Regions from separate parts of the Mus musculus genome. Here region 1 is linked to region 2. The links are chromatin loops, found by intact Hi-C in ENCODE. Cell type or tissue: heart. All regions are shown on one strand. Links, peaks and the distances in the headings refer to the core of each region. The heading gives the core; the rest is flanking DNA.

Region 1 (9,500 bases), core at 779-8,778, 120 kb after region 2:
TCACACCCACCCACCCACCCAATCCTAACCTGCTTTTGAATGAAGAGGAGGCTGAGGCTCATACAGCTTTTCTTTGGGGCGCTGCATTCATTAGTCACCTGGCTCTGGGGTTAGACTGACTTGGACTGGGCTGGCCGTTCTGCTGCTTCTCTACTGGGTGACCTCTACCAATTTCCTGACTCTCTGTCCTCATCCATCAAAGTGCATCATAGAATACACTTATATGTCATTCTCAAGGGCAAGTGTTTTAATCTGTGAAAGCTCATGCGCAAGGCTGAGCTATGGAGAACTTCTGTCAGTACCTGCTTTGATTGTTCTGGCTTCTTAAGGCTGAGCACTCTGGTAGACGGCCTTGCCTCAGGCTAGGTTGAACTGTTCTTAAAACCACAGGAGTGACCTCCAAACCCACTGTCTTAGTTAGGGTTTTACTGCTGTGAACAGACATCATGACCAAGGCAACTCTTATAAAGATCAACATTTAAATGAGGCTGGCTTACAGGTTCAGAGGTTCAGTTCATTGTCATCAAGGCAGGAACATGGCAGCATCTAGGCAGGCATGGTGCAGGAGGAGCTGAGAGTTCTACATCTTTATCTGAAGGCTGCTAGCAGAATACTGGCTTCCAGGCAGTTAGGATGAGGGTCTTAAAGCCCACACCCAGAGTGACACACCTGCTCCAACAGGGCCACACCTACTCCAGCAGGGCCACACCTTCTAATAGTGCCACTCCCTGAGTAGCATATACAAACCGCCGCATCTGCATGCAGTCAGGTGGGTGGCATACACCGCTTGCCCACTTAAACTCATTCTATGGTTTCTGCTACTCTCAGGGTCAAGGTGTGTGCCTTCCATTTGCCATCTCAGCCTTTGAAGTGGAGCTCAGCTGATGGTGTGCTTCATCTTGCTCCACCCTGAGGAGAGAGGTGGGGTCTTTGATTCCTTCCACACTTTGTCTCCCACAGGGCTTTTGCATGTAAAAAAAAAAAACCCTACTCTGCAACAAATGCCTTTTATCCCTGGACCCTCTGCCTCACTCCCACTTCCCCCCAGCTCCGTTGTGACTACCAGTAAAGTGTGCCCTACACCTTGTCAGACAAAGCCTCTTATTGCCATTCGTGTGGACATCTTGCTTGTATTTGTGTGACTATTTTCCCGATGTCTGTCTCCTGTATCCAGTCCTAAGCTCACCTCAGGGTCCCCCGTGCCTAAGGTGAAGCTTGGCACATAGATGCAATTCAGTAAATATTTGTTGAATGCAAACTTGGCCAAGTCTAGCAGCCATTTAGGGGCTACTCTTCAGAAGCCCTGAAAGCCATTTGCCCACAGGGCTTAGCCAAGGGATGGTGGGTCAGCTGAGAAGATGGCCCGCTCTCTGGGTGAATGCCTTAGTCTTTGATCTCAGAGACCTCCATGTGCAGCTCTGCTTGTGTAGTAAATGACTCACCCTAGGAAACCATGCTGGAGGGTTGCCAGCCTCAGCGGGAAGATTCTGTGTGAGGCAGACACAAGAAGCTGGCTGTGGTGATGACGGCATCAGCTCTGATCTTGTCTTTAAATTAGCACTAATGTGAGGGGAAAAAATTAGGAAGTAGATGAAGAATGTCTTAAATGTGGGGTGGGGGAGGGTGTGGCATTTTCCCTGAGCTATCTGTGGCCTTTTCTGGAAAGTTCTTTTTAGGCTTCTGTTTCTACAGCAGGGAAAGGGTATAGCTCTTGAAGAGTGAGGGAGCTACACTAACGTAGGGTCTCCTGTCATCAGACCCATGTGCAAGGAGCTGGGTCTGTGACTCTCAGACTATGGAATCAGAGGGTCCCAAGGAGAGGCGAGCCACTGCTCTGAAAGCCTGGGTAGGTTGTGGTACCAAATGGCTTCAAAGGTCTGACCTGAGACCCCCTCGGAACCAACTCTATCCTACTCAGAAACTTGTCAAAGCCTAGACAGTTCTGGTTTATCAGGCTCCTCCCGCTGGGAAGCATGGGGTAGACAGACCTGCTCACAGGGGCCCCCTATCTGTGGTCTCTGCTTCCCCGTGTCTATGAAGTGAGGTTGGTGGTCTTGGAAGCTGCTGACAATAGTGTGAACTGTGGAGCAGTCCGCACACATCAAAGGCGGCCTGCTGCCAGTGTTCAGTAAACGTTGCCGCCATTTCTAGTGTAGCTCAGGAGATTTGACAGTGATTTGTTATAACAGAAGTCTTCACTGAGGGGTGGGAAGATGGCTCAGTGTGTAAAAGCATTGGCCAGAAAAGCAGGTTAGGGGCAGAAAAGGCCCTAAATACAGATTTTCCCCAAACTCACATACAAGCCTGGCATGCATGAACACAAGTCTGTCACTCTAGTTCTATTGGGGACAGAGACAGGAGGATTGCTGGGGATTGTCAGTCATCAGCAGAGATCCAAGTTCAGTGACAGATTCGGACTCAAGGGAATAAGATGAGAAATGGTAAATCAGGACACCCGCTATTTTTCTCTGGCCTCAGTGTGTGCATGCGTGTACACACACACACACACACACACACACACACACACACACACACACGTCTTCAGTAGAAGCAGAGGCCTGAGTGTGGAGATTTAGACGCTGGCTGATTCCCTCAGCAATGCTACTCATTGTGCGTGTGTTGTCGTCCTTTCCTGACTGCTTTGAAGAGAGAGAGAGATCAACATTTGATGCCTACATTGGTCCTGAGATCTTCTGGCCCAGCCGTTCATTTTGCTGAAGTCACAAACGTTATCACCCAAACCACACAGGGGACCCCAAGACACTCAGGACTGGACCCCGTTCTTGCTTAACAAGAGCTGGTACTCCTGCCCCATCTCAGGCTGGTCTCTGACACAAACAGGGAGCTCAAAACTCTGTCCCAAGTGCAGATGTCTGGAAAAGGTGAGACTGATTTTATTCCTTTTCTTTCTTTTTCTTTTTTCCCAGCACAAGATCACAGCCACCCTAGAACCCTGGCCTGAGACTCTCCCTTTTGTCTTGGGCTCTGAGGCTAGGAAACTGTCTGCTGCAGAGGCCTGCTGGTTTTTCCAGCCCCCTGTGGCTTATTGGAGGTTTGTGCGGTAGGTGTGCTCCCTCTAGTGGCACAAGTAAGAATTACATGCAGCCCGGAAGCCGTTTCTTCCTATTATGGTGGGGGTGAAGAGTGGGGTGGGGATAGGAGAGAGTGGGTTGGGGCTGGGGGGCTGGGGAGCTGGGGAGGCTGGGGGGGTGGTTGTCAAGCCTCCAATGTAACTTTGATGCATTCTGTACTTGTAGAACCGACTCGCCCCCACCCCCGCACTGTCTCTCCTTTACCTCACCCTAATTCCAGCCCTGTCAATCCCAACTTTGACTTTTGCTCTTTGTTTTTGTATTAATCTTGATTTACTAACATTCTCTATTAAAATATTATCTGTATATATTATTGAGTCTTTGGTCATCTTTTAAAATTTGTGTCTGAGATGGGTGTCAGACTTCTCCCCTGCCATAATTTTGATCATCAACCTGCAGAGGAAAAGCCCTTATGTAAACGGAGTACAACACGCACTTGCCAGGGGAGACCTAAGGTCTGTCTGTCAGTGTGGGCTGGAAGCTCTCTGCACTGTCATGATCAGAGGTGGGGTTCTCCAGGCTGCTTCAGAAGGGGGTAGCTGCCCTTCAAAGAATGCACTGAACTGGGGTCTGGTGGCACAGGCCTTAATCCCAGCAGGCGGACTTCTTTGAGTTCCAGGCCAGCCCAGTTGACAGAGCAAGTTCCAGGACAGCAGGACTGCACAGAGAAACCCTGTCTCGAAAACCGTGAGGCGGGAAGCTGCTTTTCAAAGAGTGTATTGAAGGAGAGAGAGCCTTTGGATTAAAGGCTCACCAAGTTCTAGGTCTTCTTCAGTACCTACATAAAGGGAAGACCGCAAACAGGCCCAGCTTCTCAAGGCATTCAAGAAGCCACAGACAGGACTAGGAACGAGGGTCTTACCATGTAGCCCTAGCTAGCCTGGCATTTGTTATGTAGATCAGGCTATCCTCCAACTCACAGAGATTCACCTGCCTCTGCCTCCTGAGTGCTGGGATTCTCATCATCATGCCTGGTTTAAAAAAAATTTTTTTTTTAGAGAAAGGAAAAGAAAAAACTGTTTACAAATGAAGGTGCCAGTCCATCTCAGAGGCTGACCCTTCTGCGGGGACCCCGGGCAGAACCCCTGCCCACCTGTTGATCTGTTTGGGCCACAGAGTACTGCCTGGTTTCTAGACACTTACCCACCCCATTGCATTTGTGGTGGACTCAGTGAGAATGATTAAATAAACCTTATTTTGTTAGCACTGGGCCCACGCTTCCCAGGACCAGCCCATGCCCTACCTGTTGTTCCATGAGTATCCACCAGGGGGCAGTGAGCGCAAGCTGCTTGAATGTTTGACCCTATCAGATAGGAAAATCTCTAAGCGTTGATCATGGGCTTACCGCATTCTGGCATGGAGGCTTCTTTAGCCCTGTATTCTGAAAACACCTGACCAGGGTAGACTCATCTCAGTGCTATTCATTCCTGCCACCAGGCACGCAGTGAAACCCTGCTCTTCATCACCGACCGAGCAGTGGGCCAGCAAATAATAATAAAAAGCCTGGGTCCTTGATGAACAGCGCTTACATTCTGAGGAGGCTCAGGATTACCCCATTGTAATGTCATACTCCCTCTGCATACTGGTAAATTAATACTCTTTTTCTTTTTTCTTGAGAAAGTTTCACCCTTAGCCCAGACTGGCTTTGAACTCAATGCAATCCTCCTGCCTCAGCCAGCAGAATGCTGGAGTTACAGGCAGAAGCTAAAGCAGCTTTCTAATAGGAAGGAACATGATTATGAGGGTCTTTGTGATCTTCCACCCTCACAAGTCTCAAGTCTCTTCTTCTTAACTGCCCAATTCTTCTGGCTTCAGTCAGTTCCTAAAGAGCACCCAGCTCTTCCCTGTGTAGAGAGGGCATTTGTACCGGCGACCAGGTCATTTTGCTCGAAGAACATTCCTTTCAGGTTCTCCTGTTGCCCTGTGTCCTGCTTCAGAGCCCAGCTCCTCTGTGCACTCATGGGCTCTGATTTACAATTCTTTGACCTACGGATTTTTGACTTTGGAAGGTATAAATATAACACACGTTCAGCAGGAACTGCCTGGAATTTTGATCTTTCCCCTCACTGTCCCTGTGTAGGACATTGGCTTTTGCAACAGTGACAGTAGGCAACCTGTCAGGGTGAACAATTGCTCTTCTGTGTGCCATGTGGCTGGGCCCCAATGCTCACTTTTGAATGTATCTTTAACTGAGCAATATTTTAAAACTTATTGTGTTTTAAACGCAATCCCAACGGAAGCAGAGGAGTAGCTGTGTCCTGGTTGAAGGAATCTCAGAGAGCTATGAGAGATGGGGGTGGAGGGTGGGGTATGGGGGTGGGAGCAGGGGTCGGAAGAGTGGTAGTTGTCCCCCCACCCCCATCTATGTAGTGGTACAGGGTACACATGTAAGTCAAAATCCATGTTTTCCACGTAAAATGTATGTCTGCATGCAAGTAGACTTAAGAGATGAACTCTATATTAAATAAACATGTCAGCTATGTCCCTATGGCCATTTATATAATTTGCTCTTTATTTGTGAATTGTATTTCCGGGAGGATAGGCACTCTGTCTTCCCACTGGTGTATGTACCTCATGGAGTATAGCCCAGTGCTGGTTACTCAACAGATACTAAGACCATTGGTGATGGACAGAGAAATAGATGAATCAATAGCTTGGATTTAATGATTTCTTTTTTAAGCAGCAATAGAGGAGGCCTGCCTGGGAATAAAAGATCCCAAGATTGTCAGTCCACAGCCCCAGTCGAGGGATCTTCCTCCAGGCACCCACGCAGACTCTTAGTCCCTACCTCAAGGCTCAACCCCGGCTTGTCTATACCTCGTTGGGGTCTCCTTGGTCAGCGTAGATGAGGAAGCCGGTGAACAGGCTGTCGGTCCAGTAAGGGTCGTAGAAGAGGCCATTCTGCTCTGAGTAGAAGATCTGCAGCCAGACTTCATCACCCTCCTTGAGAGCTAGGATGGTGGAGCCCGAGGCCACGTCGTGGTTGCCCGTGTTGGCATCAAAAGTCCGAATGCGGTACTGACCATTGTGCACCAGGCCGATGGCCAGGTGTTTGTTGGCCAGCGTAATGTCATAGGTAAAGTAATAGATCCCCGGCACGCTGCAGACGAACTTGCCACTGGACGCGTTGTAGTGGCCACCCTCGTTCATCAGAATCTTGTCAAACTTGATAGGCAGTCGCTCGCGTGGGTAGCTCTTGGTTACCGCCACGGAAAAGGCCGACTTGGCTCGGCTACTGCCGCAGCTGCAGGGGCCTGGGAGGCCAGGCTCCCCTTTTTTGCCCTTAGGTCCCTTCTTGCCCGGTGTGCCATGCTTCCCGGGGGTACCACTGACCCCCTTGGGTCCTCGAGGGCCAGCTCTGCCAATGGCCCCAGCTTTGCCCTTTGGTCCTTGTTTTCCACGGTTGCCTGTCCTGCCAGGTGGACCTGGAACACAGAATAGTTGGTTTTATAAGGGACGTGTAAGAACCCGGCAGAGCCCTGGGGTGGAGAGAGGAGAAGGCTGTGGAGCACGTGGAAGGTGCTGGTAACACAGCCCGAGGCACTTCTCCTCTTGGTCTTTTCTGGAAAAACCAGGGTTTTGATGTGTTTAGTAGCGCTGGGAATCAGAGCAGAGGGGCAATTCACTGGGCTGGGGATGCAGCTCGGTTGGTAGAGTGTTTGCTTAGTATGTGTGAACTCCTGGGTCCAATCCCCATCACAGTAGAAAACTGGACATGGTGACAAACTCCAGCAATCCTAATGCAGCCCTAGTACTCTCTCTCTCTCTCTCTCTCTCTCTCTCTCTCTCTCTCTCTCTCTCTCTCTCTGTCTCTCTCTCTCTCTCTCTCTCTCTCTCTCTCTCTCTCTCTGTGTGTGTGTGTGTGTGTGTGTGTGTGTGTGTGTGTTTGGGGGCAGGGGTGTAGGGATCAGGAGTCCAAGATCATCTTGGCTTCACAGTGAGTTTGAGGCCAGCCTGGACTATGTGAGACTCTGTCTCAAGGAAAACAAAAAGAAGGAGGTGGATTCTCATGTTTCACAAAGACAGCTATGGTGCACACTGAAGGGAAACAGCAGCAGGTGCCAGAAACTTCCAGGTGTCAAGGAAACACCAATGCTATTGATTCCTGTGTTCTTCAGTGCACAGGACAGTGCTGGGCACACACCGTCTCAATGTTAAACATCGGTTGGCAGATCCTGCAGACCATCCCTAGATGTTTGCTCAGGAACCACTTTGTGGTTTTTAATACGGAGTTTTCATAAAATACACACTTTCCTACGAACAGCATCTTTGTGCCAATGGTTGTATTGGAAACATTTATACTTATGATCCTTTAACAACAACAGTCTCATGTAGCCTAGGGCTGGTGTGAACACACTACAAAACCAAGGCTGGCTATAGCCTGCTGACCCCTTCCTTACCCCCGAATGCTGGGATTCTGGTGTGAACCACACACATGGGAGGGGGCTTGTGCTCTATCTTAACATAGCCATGCTTGGTCTGAATGGCAGGGTTGCATGCAAAGTCATGCCAATTGCCCATCGAAGGCCTTGTTTCTGAGAGATGCTGGTACTCGTGAACATCTGAGATTGGCAGACACAGGGCAACGATGTGGAGGATAGGGAGACATTTTAGGAATGTTATGCCTTGACAAGGCACTTTGTTTCTGTTAAGTATGTAGTATGTTGGCATTTCACTATGTGACGGCTAATCTTGGTTGTCAATTTGATTGGAGAGGAATCAGCCAGGAGACGCGCCTCTGGGCAGGCCTGTGAGGGAAGGATTAACTGAATGAGGAAGAAGGTGTCCTAGAATGGACAGCACCTTCTGACGGTGTCCCAGATACAAAGAGATCTATCTTTGGGAAAGGCTGTTGCCACAGCCGCCATCAGATTGGGATTGCTGAGGTGGCCCGCCTCGTGGACTGAGCAGCCGCTGAGTTCTCCGCTTTCCCACCATGCAGATGGTCATTTTGGACTATCTGACCCATCCTCTGTTTGCAACTGTTGCAGTCAACAAAGCTGGAAGAAGTTCAAGTTCCAAAGAGCTCTTTAATAATCAGACATAGAGATGCGGAACTTGAAGTTTGTTCTGCTGGTTTCTGGTTTTCAGTCTCGCTTGGGCCCAGCATTTCCTCACTAACCCCCCTGTCCTCCCATTTGGAATAGTCATGTATATTCCGTGTGCCTTGTATATTGGAAGTCTGTGGGCCGCTTTTTTAAATTTTGATTTTACAGGGGTTGCAAGGTTACAAGAGATGGCCTTGAGTCTCACAAGAGACTTTGGACTTTTAAACAGTTTTAAGACTGATAGACGATGGGGACTGTTGAAGTTGGACTGAATGCATTTTGTGTTAGGATATGGCTCCAAACCTGTGGGGGCCACAGAGTGGAATGTGGTGGTTTGAATGAGAATGGCCCCCATAGACTAAGGGGCTAGGAGGCGTGTCACTAGGGATGGGCTTTGAGGTTTCAAAAGCTCACTCCCAGCCTCTCTTTCTCTCTCTCTCTCTCTCTCTCTCTCTCTCTCTCTCTCTCTTTCTCATAATGGACTAAGACTCTAAAACTGCCATCAAGCCCCCACTTCAATGCTTTATTTTATTTTGTCTTTTGTTTTTGTTTTGTTTTGATTTTTCGAGACAAGGCTTCTCTGTATAGCCCTGGCTGTCCTGGAACTCACTTTGTAGACCAGGCTGGCCTCAAACTCAGAAATCCTCCTGCCTCTGCTTAAAGGCGTGCGCCACCACTGCCCAGCCCAGTGCTTTCTTTGTTAAGAGTTGCCTTGGTGTCTTAGTAAGGTTTCTATTGCTAGGACAACACCATAAGAAAAGTAATTTGGGGAGAAAGGATTTTGGTGCAATACAGTTAGGAAAGGGTAGGAGCTTCTACCTCCGGCTGGGTGGTCTGCTTCCTTCTTTGTTACCACCTGAAAGGCTTCAGGAGAAACACTGACTCTCCTTCTGGAAACCTTTCTAGAGATGGGTTTACATTTGTTGGTTGGGGGCGTGGCTAGATCTCATCCTGCTCCTGTTGCTAGGTGACCTGGAGTTGATTGGGTTACACACACCACACTGCTCCATTTCTACCTCTGCACACTGCCTTCTTTAGTTGTCACTTGACCTCTGGCAGGAGAGATAACTCAAAGAATCCCAGACCTGTTCCCCTCTTGTTCCTGATCAAGGAAAGTGGTTGACCCAGAGACCATCTCCCATGGGATCCACAGGCAAATAAATCCCCAGGAAGGCTCTGGCAAGGCCCTGCTTGACCAGAATATGTCACAGGGTCAAAGAATGTGGGATAGTGACATCTAGTGCCTACCACCCCGCAGGACCTCCTCGGGTTCAAGCATTTCCAATGCTGTCAGAGGTCTTCCCCTAGGAAGGGGTACATCTGGAGGAGTTGGCTTTGTGCCTGCCATAGGAAAGACCAT
Region 2 (9,500 bases), core at 515-8,514:
TCCCTCCTGCCAGAGTCTTGGGCCCTTCCTCCTCCTCTCATCAACCTGAGAGATGCCGAGTGAACTCCCCACCCAGCCGGGAGGAGGAATGGAAAGCACCTCGCCTATTCTGTGCTTCTCCCCGGGTTCTGGATGCTCCTCTGTGTTCAGATGCTCTCATGCATCCAGACGCTCCCCTGGTGGTCCTGTCTGTGGGATCGTGAAAGGCAGCCTGTTTTCTGGTTGAGCTAGGTTTAAACCCCAGAGACCCAACAGATTAATCTGCTAGGGATGGAAGGCCCGTTTGCCATGCTCCCAGACATAGGCTCCTGACACCATGAGGCCCCCAGCTCCATAATTCTGTGGCCATCAGTCACGTAGGCTGTCTGAACTCCATCCCCCACAGTCACCTGGCAATAGCCAGGTATGCTCCGCCCCACAGTTACCCGGCAACAACAAGGTAGCCCAGCCCACTATAAAAGGGGCTGCTTGGCTCCTCCTCTCTTTCTCTTAAGCTCTTGTTCTCTCACTTTCACCTCTTGCTCTCCTTCTCTCTCTCCCTTCTCCTCTCTCTCCATGTGGCCATGGCCAGCCTCTACTTCTCTACCTTTTCTCTCTCTCTTGTTTTCTACAATAAAGCTCTAAAACCACCGATTGCCTCTTTTCATCTAGACTTGCCATGCTAGCCAGTTGAATAGGCCTTCCCCTAAAGAGCCTCATCTAATCTCTCACAGGAAGGCCTTCCCAGGGTTTACAGCCACCAAACCACACCAAGGGCTCTCCCCCTCAAGGGAACTACCAAGTGCCTTCCCCCAACCCCCTTTTTTCCTTTTGGCCAGGGCCACTGCCACCCCGTGTGTGTGTGGGGGCACCTGTTCTCAGCTCTTCCTGGGTGTCCAGCGACATCCTGCAATGCCCAAGAGCTAGAACCTGTCATCCCTGGACTCTGTGAGGCCTCACCCTGGACTGCTCCCTCTCCAACCCCGAGGACTTCCCACAGCCAGATGACCATCCGGTGGTGGCGGTGTGGAGAGTGTGTGGCAGTCTCCAGTGTCCGAGCTCTGGCGTTTCTCCCATCCTTTTCTTTCCCCACACCTGTCCACCTTGCTTTTTAAATTCTTTAGGGAGCATCAGTATTCATCTCTCCAAACACAATGTAACCAGTTGTCTTACCCTCAAGGTCTTGTTGCCAGGCCTTCCCGCCATGACAGACTGTATCTAATCCAATGGTAAACCAAAGTAAATTTGTTCCTTTAAAAAAAATTCTTTGATTCCTGATCACAGAGCCTTGCTGGTTTTCCTGCTTCTATACTCACTCATTATAGCCTTTATTCTCCACAAAGTAGATGAAGAACCTGTTAAACATGAAAATCCGCTGGTTTTCGTGGCACCTCCTACGTGGCACCTCCTACGTGATCCGCTGTGTTAAGGTGATACCAGCTGCCAAGTGGACGAACAACAGCTTTGTACTGAGGGCATGGCTACAGGAGAAGCTGCTGATACTCGGGGTCAAGAGTGGTGTGGTGGTTTGTATATGCTTGGCCCAGGGAATGGTACTATTAGGAGGTGTGTGGCCTTGTTGGAGGAAGTGTGCTACTGTGGGCCTGGGCTTTAAGACCCTTATCCTAGCTTCCTGGAAGCCAGTCTTTTCCTGTTTGCCTTCAGAACAAAATGTAGAACTCTCAGCTCTTTCTGTACCGTGCCTGCCAGAGCACTGCCAATGCTCCCACCTTGATGATAATGGATTGAACCTCTAAACCCTGTAAGCCAGCTTCAATTAAATGTTGTCCTTATAAGAGCTGCCTCGGTCATGGTGTCTGTTCACAGCAGCAAAACCCTAACTAAGACAAAGGGAAAGGTTATGTGATCTGAACTAGTGGTGGGAACAGCAAATAAGGTTTTCTCATGAAGTAAGGTGTTTTGACCTATGAAGAATGCCCCTTCTGTTCAGTCAGGGCATTGTTGTTATAGACCAAGGCGAGCTGTCTTTGGATACATTACAGATGTCAGTCTGAGTGTTCTCAACTTGGTTATATAAAAGAGGAGAGAAGGATGTTCCCAGACTGGCAGATAAATACTGTGCCTCAGTGGCTGGGGAGCAAAAGAGTTAGTAGAATCCAGCAGCTTTTTAATCTCTCTAAAGAAGATGACGTCCTTGGGCAGGTGAGATGGCTTAGTGATTGGTTAAGAGCATTGGCTGCTCTTCCAGAGGTCCGGAGTTCAATTCCCAGCAACCACATGGTGGCTTACAACCATCTTAAAGGGGATCTGATGCCCTCTTCTGGCCTGTGGATATGCGTGCAGCAGAACACTCATACATTAGATAGATAGATAGATAGATAGATAGATAGATAGATAGATAGATAGATGATGACGTCCTCAATATGTTAATCAGAAAGCCCTTAAACAAAGAAGTGAAGAAGCCCAGGACCAAAGCACTCATAGTTCAGTGTTTTGTCACGCTACCTATTCTGTAACACAAGTACTGGTCTATTACTCCACGGAAGGAATGACACACTGAGAAAAACGAGGAAGAGGAGGAGGAGGAGGCAGCTGTAGAATATGCTAAGCTTTTGGCCAAGAGAATGAAGGAAGCCAAAGGAAAACACTAGGCACAGACTGCCAAGAGATGCAATGTATCTCACTAAAAGTTTCTACTTCTAAGTTTAAGTACAGCCAAAAACAAGTAACAAATAAGTTTTTTAAGAGTAACAAAGGGGCTGGAGAGATGCCTCAGCTGTTAAGAGCACTGACTGTTCTTCCAGAGGTCCTGAGTTCAAATCCCAGCAACCACATGGTGGCTCACAATCATCTGTGATGAGATCTGATGCCCTCTTCTGGTGTGTATGAAGACAGCTACAGTGTACTTATAGATAATAAATAAATAAATCTTAAAAAAAAAAAAAGAGTAACAAAGCCAGGTGGTGGTGGTACAGGCCTTTATTTCAGCAGGGAGGCAGAGGCAGCGGATCTCCGAGTTTGAGGCCAGCCTGAGCTACAAAGGAAGCTGCAGAGCAGCCACAGCTACACAGAGAAATGCTGTTTTGAAAAAACTAAAACAAACAAAAAGTGAAACAAAACCATAACAACTAAATAATCAGACCTGGAGACCTACATAGTGAGTACAAGTTCAACCTGGGCTTCAGTCAAACGTGGTGACTCGGGCCTTGAAAACCAGTCCTTGGGAAACACAGGCAAGACTGTCCTGAAGTTCAAGGTCAGCCTGCTACATAGTGAGTTCCAGGCCAACCGGGGCCTTACGTGAAACCCCGAGTCAGTCAATAAATCAACCAGTCTGTATAAATCTAGGAATGATATCCCCGTGATCAAAGCTGTCTGAGGACCGACCTGGTCTCAGCTGCCCTGTCCACGCAGTCTACCCTCCTGTCACTGTAGCTAATCTCATTTTCCTTTGGCCACCACGCTCTAGCCACACAGGCTTTGCCTCCACCTATGCACGCGGAACGCTACGCTCCCGCTGCCCCAGCTTCTGCGCAAGCTGAACCTTTGCCTGAACCCCCCTGCTTATCCTCACTCTGCATCCACTACACATCACATGGCGTCTACACAGACATGCCGTGTCAGACCAGCTTCTTCCCTCTTTCCCTCCCTGTCTGAAAATGACGTTTTCAAGTATCAGTACACCACCCATTATACACTCCTCCTTCTTACTGGGGACCCAGGCTTGGCCCTGGGCATGCTGGGTAAGTTATCTACCCACTGAGGCCATTCCCAGCCTTTTTATTTCATGATCTGGCTCTTGTTATATGGCCAAATTTAGCAGAACTAATCGTTCTGCCTCTGTCTCATAAATGCTGGGTTACAGGGACACATCACCACTTTCTTTTGGGGGAGTTTCATTTAGCCCAGTAAGGCCTCAAACTCAGTATAGAGCCAAGGTCAACCGTGAACTACTGATTCCTCCTGTGTTCTAGGGTTACTGGTTAATACCGACATACTGGCTCCTTCCTCATCCTTCCGTTTGGACAAGGTCTGACAGGAAGTTTCTGCATAGCCCAGGGTGGCCCCTCCCTATCTCTATAACCTAGCTGTGGCCTATCTTTGCTGTACCCATAAGGGCCTACAGTTTGGCACACACATTAGACACTTAACATGTGTTTATTGAGTAGACAAATGAACAAGGACTTCCTCGGTGGTCTCCAGAGATCTTTGGTGTGTTGGCTCTGCATGCCATTGGCAATATTGGCATGTCTTGCTCTGTGGTGTGTGTGACCTGGTCACAGTCAAGTGATGAAGACAGTGGTATGTGTGTGGAGGAGGCAAGAAGTCTTTGAGGCAAAAGAGAAGCATGTCCGGGCTGAAGATGCTTGGGGACTCTTTACACTTTCCACGTGATACTTAGAAGAGCACTTTCCTCTTTGCAGCCATCTCCGTGGCTCTTTTGTGGGGATCCGGTTGTTGCTATTACGAGGCTGGCTTTTCTGGGCTAGTGCCTGGTACTCTTATCCTGAATCTCCCTGGTCAGGTTATATGAAGGTGATCACTAGGGGGCGCTCCAACTCACAGTATCTGTCTCCAGGGCTGCCAGCTGCCTGGGAGGCGTGCTGTCTTTGTTTCTGAGGCCTTTCTTCCTCTGTCTCTCCTCTCTCCAGGGTTTTCCTCTTCTACTTTACCCTCAGCCCTTCTCCTCAGTCTCTGTCAGCACATATAGGTTGGCCCCATCCTGGGATCCGTGCCAGTGTGACACAGAAAGACAGACATGGAATCGACCTGCTCACTTGAGTGCTCACAGCATAACAATTTCCCTTAAGCCAGAAGGACAGTGATGCTTCCTGGGAGGCCTGCCTAGGGGAAACGGAAAGGGAGACTTGCTCCACTTAACCCTGGGGCTCCACAACCCTACCCACAGCCACTTGGCTGTCTGACTGAGCACCGACCCAACATCTCTCTTTCCGAGACAGAAGATGAGGGAAAATAAGGCTGCTTTATCTCACTGAAGGATAAACTAAGGCTCCAGCCCAAAGTGGAAACGTGGTGCTAAACAGGTTCAAATACTGCTGTTAAATGAGCCTGGACAGGTCTCTTAACCTCTGAGCATGATGTATTAGGGCTGTGAATGCTTATACCTGTGCCTGGGGTTAGTCTATAGGCCCATGACCAGCTAAGGTAGAACTGGAACCATACCCCTATCTTTTGACTCTCAGGCAGAAACTCTTTTGGGTAGAGAGCACTGGAAACAGGATGTGCACTCTGGTCTCTTCTTTGGGGAGCGGTCTCTGTGCCAGGCAAAGCCACAGGAACTCCCGTCCTTAGTTCCTTAGGGACATTATCTGTCTTTGTGCCATAGACTTCTCTGGGACGTCCTAGAGAAGCACAAGTCTGTCTGGGATACATTATTAATGTCAACCTGAGCATCCTCAACTTGGTTATATAAGAGAGGAGAGAGCAATGTTCCCAGACTGACAGATACTGCTGTGCCTCTGCGGTTGGGGAACAGAAGAGCTAGCCGAATCCAAAAGCTTAGCAAACTCTCTAAAGAAGATGACGTCCACCAACGCGTTAGTCAGAAAAGCCTTAAACAATGAAGGGCACTCGGGAGGCAGAGGCAGAGGCAGGCAGATTTCTGAGTTCGAGACCAGCCTGGTCTACAAAGTGAGTTCCAGGACAGCCAGGGCTATACAGAGAAACCCTGTCTCTAAAAACAACAACAACAAAAACCTTCTGACCATGCTAATGTCTCCCCACTTGCAGCTCGGGTGGTAGGAAGGAAGAGATGGTTTCAAACACTGTTGAGGTAGGGGTAAGGGGCGCACTGGTGGAACCCTCACAGAGAAGCTCTGCTAGTGACCTCTGACCTAGTTGTTCTGTCTGAGGGGATTGAGCCTACAGACAGACTCTCAGAGATAGAAATAAAACAGTGACCTTTCCAGCTACCATTTTACTCACATAACAGAATACTCAAAGTCAGGCATGGTGGTGCACTCCTACAACCCTAGTATTAAGGAGGTGGAACAGGGCCAACCTTGGCTACACAGAAAGTTCGAGGCTAGCCTGGCTACAAGAGACCCTGTCTCAGAAATGAAGATAAATCCCCTTTTTCTCCTCACCAGGATCAAATCTCCCCTGCCCCCAATGACCATTGTATCACTTTTTTCCCTCCCTTCCCCTTCCCTCCCTTGTCCTCCCTTCCTCCCCTCCCCCTCCCCTCCCCTCCCCTCCCCTCCCCTCCCTCTCCCCCCCCCCCATAAAAGAACACACTACATAGCCCAGGATGGCCTTGAACTTAACTCGATCCTCCTGCCTTAGCCTCCCAAGTGCTGTGATTATAAGCGTACACCACCACATTCATGCCTGGCTTTCTTTCTTTTTCTTTTATTTTTATTTTCTCCATCTTCTCGTCTCACTCTCACATTTATCTTCTTCCCAATCCTCTTTTAATTAAAAACAATTTTAAAAATTAGATTTCATCATTTTTATTTTGTTTATGAATGTTTTACCTCCACATGTACGCATCTGCATCGTATGTGTGCTTGGTGCCCTGGAAGGTCAGAAGAGGGCATTGGGTCACCTAAAACTGGAGTTACAGAGAGCTGTGCACCATCTGGGTGCTGGGATGGAACCTGAGTCCTTTGCAAGAACAAGTGGTCTTAACTACTGAACCATCTTTTTCTCCCTTTTAATTTTTTTTAAAATTAAAAAAAAACATTTGAAGTGTGTGTGTGTGTGTGTGTGTGTGTGTGTGTGTGTGTGTGTACACGCATGCATGTATACATGCATGAGGTCAGAGGATAACTTATGGGAGTCTGTCCTCTCCACCATGTGGGACCTGGGCATTGAACTCAGGCTTGGTGTTAAGTGTATTGTCTTTTGGCCTCTCCTTCCTAGTTTTAGGCACATTTTCATTCTGTTGGCCAAGTAGGCTTCAAACCTGTGCCACTTCCACTCAACCTCCTGAGCACTTGGAGGACCGGTCCTGCGGGACCACACCCGGTACCACTGTATTTCCTTATTCCAGAACACATGGTGGTGAACGTGAAGAAGCCTTTCCCAGGCAGGAGGCCTCACCCTGCTAGCATCCTTGAGCTCTGACTTCCTGCTCTGAGAGGGGAGATGGGGGTAAGGAGTTTTACAGCATCGTGGGTGGGGAAGAATGGGGGCAGGAAGGGGGTAATAGCTGCAAAGCTTTCCCACTGGCTGCTAGGCCTGGAATGAAAGTGATACGGACATCTTCTTTCCTGCTCGAATGGTGTTTCTGATGGGTGTGACAAGGGCAGGATCTTCCGCTTGGCTGGGGACCCAAGGCCTCCCAGTGAAGGGCAAGATCCTCGTAATGATTAGTTCGTTACATCGTCTAAGACTTGCTCTCAGGGATCCTAGCCAAGAAAGACTCTGCTAATGAGGGTCAGCCCCGTGAACTTCCTTTACTAAGCTTGCATACATTTCCTTTCTCTTCATGCTATAGCCTCTAGCTCAGGACAACAGAGAGACCTGTATGTGTGCATCTCCTTATGTGTAGAGGCAGACACAGTTCTTCACTCATGCCCAAACAGGCCTGTCTGCTAAACAAACAAGTGCACACTCACATACAACACCCACATAGACATCTCCCGTTGAGCGCACACTTTCAGACACATGGTGTGCCCAGACAGCCACCCTGATGTTCAGTACAATTTCCCACAGTGGCAGTTGCCAAAGGTAGCCGCCAGTGAGTCTAGTATATTCCCTACCATCTGCCAATAAGAAAAAAATAATCTATTCTCCTCCTCTTGAGGGTTTGTGGAAGCAATGCTCTGACATTTCTGCACCCATGCTTAAAGAGGACTGAGAGGGGGTCATCTGTGAATGAGTCCAGTTAGCCCGGTGCTGCCATGTTGGAAGGAAGCCCCAGCTAGTCACATGAAGAGAGAGGGGAGCCACACTGAGGAGCACTGGTATGCTGGGCACCTGAGTGGAGCCAGCCCAGCTGCTACTCATCAAACCCATGGGGTGCCATCTGACTGTCCAGCTACACCCTTATCAAATTCTTGATCTTTTAGAATTATTCAGAATGTTTTTGAGACTCGTGTTATATATTCTCCAGGCTGGCCCTTGTGGTCAAGGATGACCTAGAACTCGTGAACCTCCTGCCTGCACCTTGTCAGCACTCAGGTTTTAAGCTTGCACTACCCTGCATCCAGGGCTTTACTGAATGCCAGGCAAGCTCTCTATCAAGTGGGCTATCAAAACCCAGCCCTCAGAAATAGGCATTGTTATGTAGTCCAGAGTGGTCTGAAACTCTTAGCAATGCTCCTGTTTGAGCCTCCCAAGCACTGAGATTACAGGCATGAACTACCATGCCTAAATCAGGACTACCCCATACCTACATGAGAACTCTCTGTCTCCCAAAAGTACTCCCGGGCTATTAGCCATTACATAATGTAATCAGGGAGCCTTTGTAAGACTTGGTATACCATTTGAAGTTTCAGCATATAAAATTATGAGCAAAGTACATTTCCTTTCTTTTTAAGTTACCTAGCCTCTGGTATTTTGTTATAGCAATTGAAAAATATACAATATACAGTGCAAGAAAAACACCTGGATAAACTATTAGAAAGGGCTCATGTGGAACTATGAGACACACACACACACACACACACACACAATCATAGTTGGCAAGAAACGAGAAGTAAGCTGCAAAGAGAATCAGTGGGTATGGGTTCTGGAAGTCAGTTGCCTCACCTCTGTGAACCTCAACCTCCTTATCTGTCAAAGGGGCTCATTGATAGCAAATGATGTAATCTGATGATTAGATGAGATAAGCTATCTCTGACTGCTCTGTGGACTGTGCTATGCATCACCTTTCAGCCTGGAACAGCATTTCAAATACGAAAGCATCTCTCCCAATGTTAGATAGAGATCTAGGCCTAAAGTAGCAGACAGGGGGGTGGGATGTGTAGCCTATGGGGATAGGGCCTTCTGGATGACTTTAAAACACACTGACCTTCAGGTACCCCAAAGAAAGAGGAATATAGGAGTTTCCAGGCCACTTCTTGGCATTATCTGCATGTCCAATCCTTTCCATAATTTAGCTGCCTGCCCTACATAATTACTCTTCTTTGCATCTGAGCTTAGAGCAATAGTAGTTCCCAGTAACTAGAGGCTTAATAAGGCTAAGTCATAATAAGTGTCCTGCAGAATTACACACTGCATTAACACCAAATGAGTTCATTAGAAATTCATTAGGCATGATTCCTGTGGCTGCCACAGGAATTAATCACGGTTAGCCAGCGGCAGGAAAGTGGGTGAGGGATAATTACACACAGAGTGGGAAGATCCTTTGGCATCTGACTTTGGCCTGAAGCAGTGGTTTCCCAGAGTTGTAGATCGTTTTAGGTGTAAGTTTGTATTGGAGGTTACTTGTATGTTGTTGGACCTGCCTTCACACTTCCTCCTCCCTCTCTGATGTAGGATCTGCAGATACAGAGTTAGGTCACCTTCTCTTTTAGCTCTGATTGCAAAAGGTGAACTTGCCACAACTGACTCCATGATGGAGGTACCGTTTAGGCCATAAAACTCAGTGC

Evidence for each region. Hi-C counts contacts between places; a loop is a spot of excess contacts. Peaks named below come from ENCODE experiments on the same cell type or tissue, not always from the same donor. Only the 100,000 strongest peaks of a DNase experiment are listed, where the experiment ranks them.
Region 1: it touches region 2 in a loop (5-fold over the local background); 17 of 42 quality-filtered maps call a loop at or near these places.

Annotation. Positions count from the first base shown.
Region 1 is chr11:43,487,741-43,497,240 of GRCm38, reverse strand. C1qtnf2 (C1q and tumor necrosis factor related protein 2) reads right to left here. Exons shown (of 4, transcript NM_026979.5): 4 at 5,716-6,517. The coding sequence ends at 5,904. Among named protein-coding and RNA genes, the nearest start is that of C1qtnf2, 18 kb to the right of the region's middle. In heart, for the core only: CTCF peaks have their summits at 2,024 and 3,057 (motif pointing left); DNase peaks (open chromatin) are centred at 1,460, 3,080 and 4,360; H3K27ac peaks cover 298 bases.
Region 2 is chr11:43,608,281-43,617,780 of GRCm38, reverse strand. It overlaps the pseudogene Gm12149. Among named protein-coding and RNA genes, the nearest start is that of Fabp6, 11 kb to the right of the region's middle. In heart, for the core only: a CTCF peak has its summit at 4,490 (motif pointing right); a DNase peak (open chromatin) is centred at 4,520; H3K27ac peaks cover 1,549 bases.